Linked DNA regions of Homo sapiens: region 2 is linked to region 1. The links are chromatin contacts, found by Hi-C or POLR2A ChIA-PET in ENCODE. All regions are on one chromosome and are shown on one strand. The core of a region is the stretch at or near the end of the contact, and the rest is flanking DNA. Distances in the headings are between cores, read along the strand shown. Region 1 holds the start of LINC01213 (long intergenic non-protein coding RNA 1213). Region 2 has its middle 62 kb from the start of TSC22D2.

Region 1 (4,574 bases), core at 872-3,371:
GGAAATCAGTACTGGTTTTTCCAAAAGTTTTGTTGAGATTATTTGTGATTGCTCTTATTTTTATAGTGAGTACAGCCCCTCCTTCCCCTTGCCTTCTGCCTCCCTTTTGTATGCATAAGACAGCCTCATTCTGGTGGCCTGTCTTGAAAATCACCATAATGGAATATATATGAGGATTAGGCACAGAAATGTCAGGCCTTATTAAATTTCAGTAGTCAAACTCGCTTTTGTGTTTCCCATTACCTCTCTGGTCTCTGAGACTTTCCAGAGAGGAATAACTCTCCATGTCCCATAGGAATTGTACCCCCTCCCCCAGTTTTAGCAGAACCTTGCCTGTTGTCAGTCATTATTGGAAGACTATGATGTTTTCCACTTTCATTGACTTTTAAAAAATTCTCTTGCAAAGAAGACCTTTGGGTGATTCATGCAATCAAATTCTGTTAGGGAGGAGAAAGTCTAGCTGTCAGTGGTATTATTAAATGCCCGGTGTAAAACCACGGAATCTGGGCATTCATACCCCCTCTCCCCAAGGAGCTCAGTGAGCTTTGGATGCATTACTTTCCTTTATTCATCCTCACAAGGGAACTCGAAGAGGAAGAGGGGGGCCAGGCTTCTTTAAACAATCTTCCTAGCATTTGTAGCTGCTGTAGTATACGTGGTACGATAGTTCCCCCACCGTAATCCACAGTTTTGCTTTCTGTGGTTTCAGTTACCTGCAGGACAGTATTATAAGATATTTTAAGAAACAGAGAGAGACCACATACACATAAATTTTATTAGAGTATATTGTTATAATCGTTCTATTTTATAGTTATTGCTGCCAATCTCTTACTGTGCCTAGTGTTTAAATTAAACTTTATCATAGGTATGTATAGGAAAATATATAGTCTGTATAAAGTTCTGTACTATCTGCAGTTTCAGGCATACCCCTGCAGATAATGGGGGCTACTGTATATACATTGTTTTTCACTCTAGGTGCCTCCAACTAAGTAGAAGTGTGGAGACTCGACAAGGTTTAGAAGGAACCTAAAATAGCTATTAAAGGTAGAGCCACCAGATCAGCGCAGCTGTCAGGGTTTGAAGGCACCCCTGCTTTTGGAGTTGGCAAAGACCTAAGGAATCCACCGCAAGGAGAGAAGGAGGGGGCATGGACACACACAGGTGATTTAGGAGCCTGAGGATACACCTCACTCCCAGGCAAGCTCTCCCACCCTCTGCCGCCAAGGAGAGTGCTGGCACATCTCTCTGGCAGTCTTCCACCTGAAAGAGCTAATCTGCCAGTCATCGCACACTCATCTTCCTGTGGGCTGCCAGGAAGAATCTGGGTCAGTGGGAGTTTACAGCTGTAGGAGCAGCCAGACCAGGTCATGAACTATGGTTCATCTACTTTGCAGAAAAGATTTAATGAATCCTTTAAGGCTATGTTGCCTCTCCCAGGGGTATTTGCATTTATAAAAGAACCAATGAATAAAACCATTATTTTATATGGGAAATTGGCAAATCAAGTGGAGGAGGCATTTAAGGCCTAGTAGATCCCTCACCTAGCCATAGATTATACCAGAAGTGTGGTCGATAACTACTGTACCTATTCAACATGCAGGGCATAGGAACAGCATGGAGACTGGCACGGAGGAGGGCTGAATTCCCAGAGGGCTGCCGCCAACTCAACAGTGAGGGGCTCAGACCCTTCACCTCTGTGGGTGTCAGTGTGCTTCTCTGTAGAATGAAGGGTAGGAAGAAGAACCAGTCCACACCGCTCCTTCCACTACCTCCTTTCCTCATCCCTCTTCCTTCTCTTTCACTGTTGGGGCGGCTGTGTGGATATCAGAGTTCAGCTGTACAAGCCGGAGTGGGAAGTTTTGGCTGATTGCCAGTTTTCTTCAGAATTTCTCTACAAGTTGAGTTAGGGAGCAGCAAGCTGGTGGCAGGGTGGAACCAGTGTTTGTTGTGCTTTCCATAAAATGAGATCCATCTCTTCCAAGCCACCCTTTTCTCCAGTACTGACTAGCTGATCTCCAAGATACCTGATGGTCTAGTTTCAGGATTAGCCCTGTGGTCTGACCCGCTGGCTACTCCAGATGGAACTGTCTCCGGGCTCTTCTGTGTGCTTAGCCTTCCCTCTGGGCAGAAATGCACCAGGGAAAGGACATAACGAAACTGGTTTTATCAGAACAGCCTGCCTGAGAGAGATCAAGCAGGGCACAGGTAAAAATGTTAATAAAAATTAAAAATAGAACCTGCAGAACAGGTATTGCTCTTTTTCAGTTGGCAGAAGCCTGCTGCCAATATCAGAGTGATCCCTACCAATGTGATGAGTGTGGGGAAGGCCATAGAAAGGACCGGCGAATGCTGGCATTGATGTGTGTTATTTTAACATTTCTGAAATCCTGTTCTTAGTCTGCACACCTTGTCCGAGGCTCCGATGTTATCCAGGTGATTCATCATTTAATGCTGTTGGCTTCAACATGGATTTAATGGTAACTAAACCAAGTGCACACTATGTGAAGATCTATTCACTTGGAGGTCCTTCATTTCAGGTCACCAGGTATGCCCCTGGGCTCCTGCCGCAGCTGATCGGGTGCTAGGTGCTGAGGATACACGGTGAGTTCCTTCTCTCCCCTCAGGGGCCGGTGTCTGGATGGGTAACTTTAATATGATGTCGGATACAGAGAGGGCCAAAAGAACATGAAGGAAGGCCCTTGACCTCCCAGGTGGTGAGCTGGAGACCTTGGGGAGATGGAGTGAGGTGCAATTTGCAGGAAGAAAGGAGTTACCCAGGTGAGCGGGAGGAAGGCAATGGCATTCCCAGTAGAGGGAGCTCTCTTTTTGTATATTGTGGACAGGAAGGAAGTGGGAGGTGGAAGGTGGGAAGAAGGTGGTCAGAAGGAAGAAAAGGAATTGCATTCTCTCCCTTTCCTACCCATCTGCACTCTTATTGCTGCAGAAATAGAGAGAGAAAATCCACATCTAGGGATGGTTTTTATCAGCTTAAAGGAGGTAGAATAAATTTGGATTACTGTTTCTAATAGCAACAAAACAAACAAATCAGAAAACCCAAGCTGCATGCAACCTGAATGTCTATCCATAGACATTGCTTAAACAAACGCAGTACATTCATATATATTATGGAATAATATGTAGTTTTAAAAAAAAAATAAGATAGCTTTATATGTAGAGAGATATCCAAGAAATATTAGTAAATAAAAAAGCAAGTCATAGGAAAATATATATAGTGTATACGTTCCCATTTATGTAAAGAAATATATGCATCTTGCTTGCGGTCATGTATTTTTGTGCATCTATATACATGCACATATATAAACACATAGAAAAAGGGTCTGGAAAGATTCTTAACTTCTGGGGAGGGAAGTGGGATTGGAGGATGGCAAAGAAGGACTTTCACTTTCTGCTCAGTTTGCTTCTATATTGTTTATATTTTTACCCGAGAATATATTACTGAGGTAATTTTTTTTTTTTTTTAGTCTGGGAGAAAGCAATTGGAAGAAATGCAAAGCTCTTCAAAGGAGACCTATAAAGTCATCTTTGTTTTGTTCATTCTTCTCATGTTTCTGCATTCTGGGCATTCTCCTAAATTGGGGAGAAACCAAAATGCCCAGAAGTCAAATTCTGCAACTGTCATCATGCAAAATGTCAAATGAGAGAACCAAAGTATGCTGGATTCTATATTGTTAGGAAGGGATGGTTAATTTGATTGACTCTTGGGAGCTATTTTTCTAGCATTAAGTAATTCTAGGGAACCCTTCTGTGATCATCTCTGAGTAAATAAAGAAGTGAAATTGCAATTCAAATAAGGAATCAACTTTAATGCTCTCATAGAGAATATAAGCCAAATTACAGTGTGAATTTAAATTGTAATATGTCAGAGGCACATTATCTCAATGGCAATATTTTCTAAAATGTCTCTTCTTTTTTTTTTTTTTTTTTTTTTGAGACGGAGTTTTGCTCTTGTCCGCCAGGCTGGAGTGCAATGGCTTGATCTTGGCTCACTGCAACCTCCACCCAGGTTCAAGTGATTCTCCTGCCTCAGCCTCCCAAGTAGCTGGGATTACAGGCATCCGCTGCCACGCCCAGCTAATTTTTGTATTTTTAGTAGAGATGAGGTTTCACCATATTGGCCAGGCTGGTCTCAAACTCCTGACCTCAGGTGATCTGCCTGCCTCGGCCTCCCACAGTGCTGGGATTACGGCTGTGAGCCACCGCTCCCAGCCTAAAATGTCTCTTCTTACCCAGCTTCCACCTCCAAGCACACATGCCTCTCACACATCTGTGATTTTGTTATCTAGTACTGAGCCAACAACAAAGCAGAACATCTAGCACCAACAAATATTTAGATGATACACTGTTAAAGCAGCTCCCACTAACACCAGATAGGCTTAGGGGTCATTTTGCTCTTTAGCATCTCCCCTACCGAAGCCTGCAGAAAATTTCTAAGCTTATCTGGTGCCGGTGGGAGCTGAGTTCAACCCCGCTAGACAACAGAGTCCCAGACTGTATGTCCCAGATTCAACCTCTGGTTCATGTCAGATCTAGCAAGAGTTTGGGGCCACCTTAAC
Region 2 (4,624 bases), core at 843-3,342, 230 kb after region 1:
AGTTCCAAGAGGAGGAGGAAAATGTGAACCCCAGGACGGAATTCTAGGGGGAGGAGGAGAAAGGGCTCTGGGACCTACATATGGGGCTTAAAGTGAAGAGCCTAGGAAACTTGGGGTGAGAGAATGCCAATACTTAGAAAGAATCCATGATCCTCTGGATTATTTTGAAGGAAATCCAAGATATCATAGACTTTATCCATATATATTTCAGCGTATACCTCTAAAGGACAAGGATTTTTTAAAGAAAAATTATAACTAAAATACCATCACCCCACCTCAAAATGAACAATTCCTTAATATTACTAAAAATCTACTCAATGTCCACATTTCCCTGATTATCATAAATTTCTTATGGTGTATTTGTTTGAATGTGGGTCAAAATAAGGTCCATACACTGCAATTGGTTGGCATTCCTCTAAAGTCTCTTTTAATATGTGGGCTCCCCATACCTCTCTTTTCATCTTGAAATTCTTCAAGAATCTCAGTTATTTGCCCCATAGTTTTTTCTGAAGTCTGAGTTTTCCTAATTGCATTCTTATAGAATCCTCTGTCCCTGTATTTCCTAAATTAGTTCTAGAAGTTTAATCAGATTTATATTTTGTCAAGATTAATTCATAAGTGGTGGTATATACTTCCATCATATAATGTCTGTCTCTATTTTGTGATGTTGGAAGCATGGATAATCATTACCTAGACCCATTAGCCTATTAATTCTATTATCCCTTCTCACTCATTAGCGAAATACTTCTCTAAAGAGAGACTTGCCCTTACCAACTATTCAGCTACCCTGTGGTACAGTTTGTATAAGAAAGGGAGAGACTTAGTTCTTTCCTTTTATTTCCCAGTTTTCAAAATAATGAGTTGAGTACCTACAAAGGAATAAAAATAAATAAGGCATGATTAGGGAAGACTTACTCTGATATTTTATTCTGGGAAGAAGGAAAAGAGAATGCAGTGAGTTGATTTAGGATGCTATGACTCAGGTGTTAGTAGAGAGAAGCCAGGAAAAAGCCCCCAAAAAGTTGATAACAGGAAATGGCGACCTGAAGATTTGTCTGTTTACTGCTGAGTCTGGAAGCAACTTCTAAGTGAAGAGTACCTTGAGGGAATAGGGGTGGGAAGCCCATGTCTGGGCAGAGAAAGGGCTAGTTCAGAAGAAGCAACTGCAGGTAAGAAAAGCAGGTCGGTTAGCCCACGGATTCAGAGAGTGAAAAGTTACAGAAATGAGCAGTGGATTTTTCTGGGTTTACTTTCTGCCACACAGAGACTAGACATACTATCCTTACAATCTGACCATGAACCAGGAAGTTTACTAAGAAAGGCTGCATGGGGTAGGTAACATTTAGCACATGCAACAATACTTTTTATTTTATTTTATTTGAGATGGAGTTTTGCTCTTGTCGCCCAGGCTAGAGTGCAATGGCGCGATCTCCGCTCACAGCAACCTCCACCTCCCGGGTTCAAGCCATTCTCCTGTCTCAGCCTCCCTGGTAGCTGGGATTACAGGCATGCGCCACCATGCCAGGCTAATTTTTTGTATTTTTGTAGAGACAGAGTTTCACCATGTTGGTCAGGCTGGTCTCAAACTCCTAACCTCAGGTGATCCACCCACCTTGGCCTCCCAAAGTGCTAGGATTACCGGCGTGAGCCACCGCGCCCGGCCAACATGCAACAATACTTCTAAGCAAGGCGATACAGATCAGCAACTCTGGTGCCGATGTGTTCTATTTCCTTTGGTATCTGTGTCTTGATTCTTCACGCAGACCAATTTTGTTATCATCTTAATGGTCTTTCCCATAAGGAACCCACTAAGAGGTTTCAGTGTTGGGACATTAGCTTAAGAACCTAGGTAGTCAGCACGAGAACCTAGGTCTGTGGGACTCTCCTATTAATGACTCCTCTTACCTACCATTCTCCAGCCAGCGTTGTCTCCTGTTCTTCTCACCTCCCCCTATTCCATCCTGCCCCGAGTAGTCTATTCGTGCTAAAGCATTCACTGAGAAAAACTGTAAAGGGAGAGTCCCTTCTCAGAAACACCAGCTTCTTTTAAAATGGAACTTTTGAAGACCTCCCTGTTCTGTTCTCTGGAGAGAGTGAACAAGTAGAGACTTGGCAATAGCTGTGGAAACACCGCCAGCCTCTTGCTTCCAGCAACCTTGAGTTCCAAACCTGTGAGTCTTAGTTTTATATTCACTGACTTCAGCTTCCTGAACCCATCCCAGTTCAGCATTAGGTAATGGCTGTGATGACAGCTGACTCATCTGGTAATGCAGCTTTCCTGGAGGCTTCCTCTGCTCAGATAATCACACTCTGGGAGGGAAAAAAGGTTACAACAATCTTCTACCCCAGGATACTCAAGAATGTCATCCCCCAGAAGGGAGTTCTACGAGGAGGAGGAGAATGTCAGCCCCAGGAGGGGAGGTCCAGCGGGAGGAGGAGAAGAGGCTCTGGGCCCTACATAGGGGGTTTAAAGTGAAGAGCCTAGGAAACTTGGGGTGAGAAGGTGCCAGTACTTAGAGACAGAAACTGAGTGGTATAAAATGGAATGAGAATCCCCTCATTGCCCTTTGACAGCTGAGAAACTTCAAACTGGGCCCCGTTTGAGGGTAAGTTCTGCGAGAGTAGAGACTTCTACTTATTTATTCACAATTGTATTCCTGGTAACTAGTACGGTGATGTATTGCTTGACAGAAATACATTCTGAGAAATGTGTCGTTAGGATTTTGTCATTGTGCAAACATTATAGAGTGTACTTATACAAACCTGGATGATCTAGCCTACTACACACCTGGGTTATATTGTATAGCTATTGCTGCTAGGCTATAAAACTACAGCATGTCACTGTACTGATACTATACTGTGACACATGGTAAGTATTTGTGTACCTAAACATAGAAAAGGTACAGTAAGGATACAGTATAAAAGATTTAAAATGGTACACCTGTATAGGGCACTTACCATGAATGGAGCTTGCAGGACTGGAATTTGTTCTGGGTGAGTCAGTGAGTGAGTGGTGAGTGAATACGAAGGCCTGGGGGCATTACTGTGCACTACTGTGGACATTATAAACACTGTACACTTAGGCTACACTAAATTTATTTTTAAAACATTTTCCTTTAATAATAAATCAACCTTAACTTATTGTAATTTTTTTTTTTGAGACAGAGTCTTGCTCTGTCTCCCAGGCTGGAGTGCAGTGGCATGATCTCAGCTCACTGCAATCTCTTCCTCCCAGGTTCACGACATTCTCCTGCCTCAGCCTCCCGAGTAGCTGGGACTACAGGCAGCCACCACCACACCCGGCTAATTTTTTTTTGTATTTTTAGTAGAGACGGGGTCTCACCGTGTTAGCCAAGATGTTCTCGATCTCCTGACCTCGTGATCCACCCTCCTCAGCCTCCCAAAGTGCTGGGATTACAGGCGTGAGCCACTGTGCCCGGCCTTTTTTTTTTTTTTTTTTTTTGAGACAGGGTCTTGCTCTGTCACTCAGCCTGGAGCATAGTGGTATGATCATGGCTCACTGCAGCCTTCACTTCTTGGATTCAAGCAGTCTCTCACCTCAGCCTCCCGAGTAGCTGGGACTTACAGGCACATGCCACTGTGCCTGGCTAATTTTTTATAGAGATGGGAGTTTCCCTTTGTTATCCAGGCTGGTCTCGAACTCCTGGCCTCAAGAGATTCTCCCTTAGGCCTCCCAAAGTGCTGGAAATACAGGTGTGAGCCACCATGCCCAGCCACTGTAACTTTTTAGTTTTATAAACTTGAAATTTTTTTAACTTTTTTACTCCTTTGTAATAACACTTAGCTTAAAAGGCAAACACATTCTATAAGTGTACAAAAATACTTCCTTTATATTATTATATAAGCTTTTTTCTATTTTAAAATTTTTTAACTTTTTAAACTTTTTTGTTGAAAATTAAGACACAAACCCACATATTAGCCTAGGCCTACACAGGATCAGGATCATCAACATCACTGCCCTCTACCTCCACATCTTGTCCCACTGGAAGAGGTCTTTAGGGGCAATTACATGCATGGAGCAGTCATCTCCTATGAGAACAATGCCTTCTTCTGAAATACCTCCTAAAGGGCCTGCCTGAAGCTGTCTTACAGCTACCTTTTTTTTTTTTTTTTTTAATAAGTAGGACTGCACTCTAAAAGATAAAAAGTAGAGTATGGTAAATATATAAACCAGTAACATGGTTATTATCATTATGAAGTATTATGTGCTATACATAATTGTATGTGCTAGACTTTTATACGACTGGCAGCACAGTAGGTTTGTTTACATCGGGCATCACCACGAACATGTGAGTAAAGCGTTGCCCTGTGACTTTACTGATGGCGGCCCACAGTTGACCTAAATGTTGTTATGCAGCACATGATTGTACTGTTATTAAATGAATGAATGAGGGTTCACACCTATCTTACATATTCTTTATTCTTGAGCTTTCTGATCTCTAAATGTAGCCTGAGATAGCCAAATCATAGCCTTGTTGTAAGGATCAAACAATATAAAATATGTAAATCACGTAACTTGGATCTGGCCCACAGCAAGCATACAGTAAATGCTGCTCTTGTTTTCTTTCTCACCCCTTTCTAGGCATCTGGTTGAAGCAATGCT

The links. A loop is a pair of places that touch in the nucleus more often than their neighbours do. ChIA-PET counts read pairs that join two places held with the same protein, here RNA polymerase II (POLR2A). Pooled maps may share reads with other maps.
Region 2: a pooled map shows a loop between it and region 1 (1.9-fold over the local background). The contact joins the enhancer-like site here to the promoter of LINC01213 in region 1. A Hi-C loop is called at or near these places in 4 of 50 pooled maps. POLR2A ChIA-PET finds 5 or more read pairs at or near these places in 4 of 52 experiments (Caco-2, OCI-LY7, PC-9 and 1 more).

Annotation. Positions count from the first base shown.
Region 1 is chr3:150,236,398-150,240,971 of GRCh38, forward strand. LINC01213 (long intergenic non-protein coding RNA 1213) reads left to right here and starts at 2,122. Exons shown (of 3, transcript NR_110168.1): 1 at 2,122-2,205; 2 at 2,538-2,601; 3 at 3,483-3,809.
Region 2 is chr3:150,467,584-150,472,207 of GRCh38, forward strand. No RefSeq gene overlaps it. Among named protein-coding and RNA genes, the nearest start is that of TSC22D2, 62 kb to the left of the region's middle. RefSeq lists an enhancer at 1,645-2,145. Within about 2 kb of position 2,093, at least 13 of the 41 ENCODE cell types and tissues checked have a DNase peak (open chromatin) inside an H3K27ac peak, as active enhancers do; they include PC-9, where a contact is called at or near this core.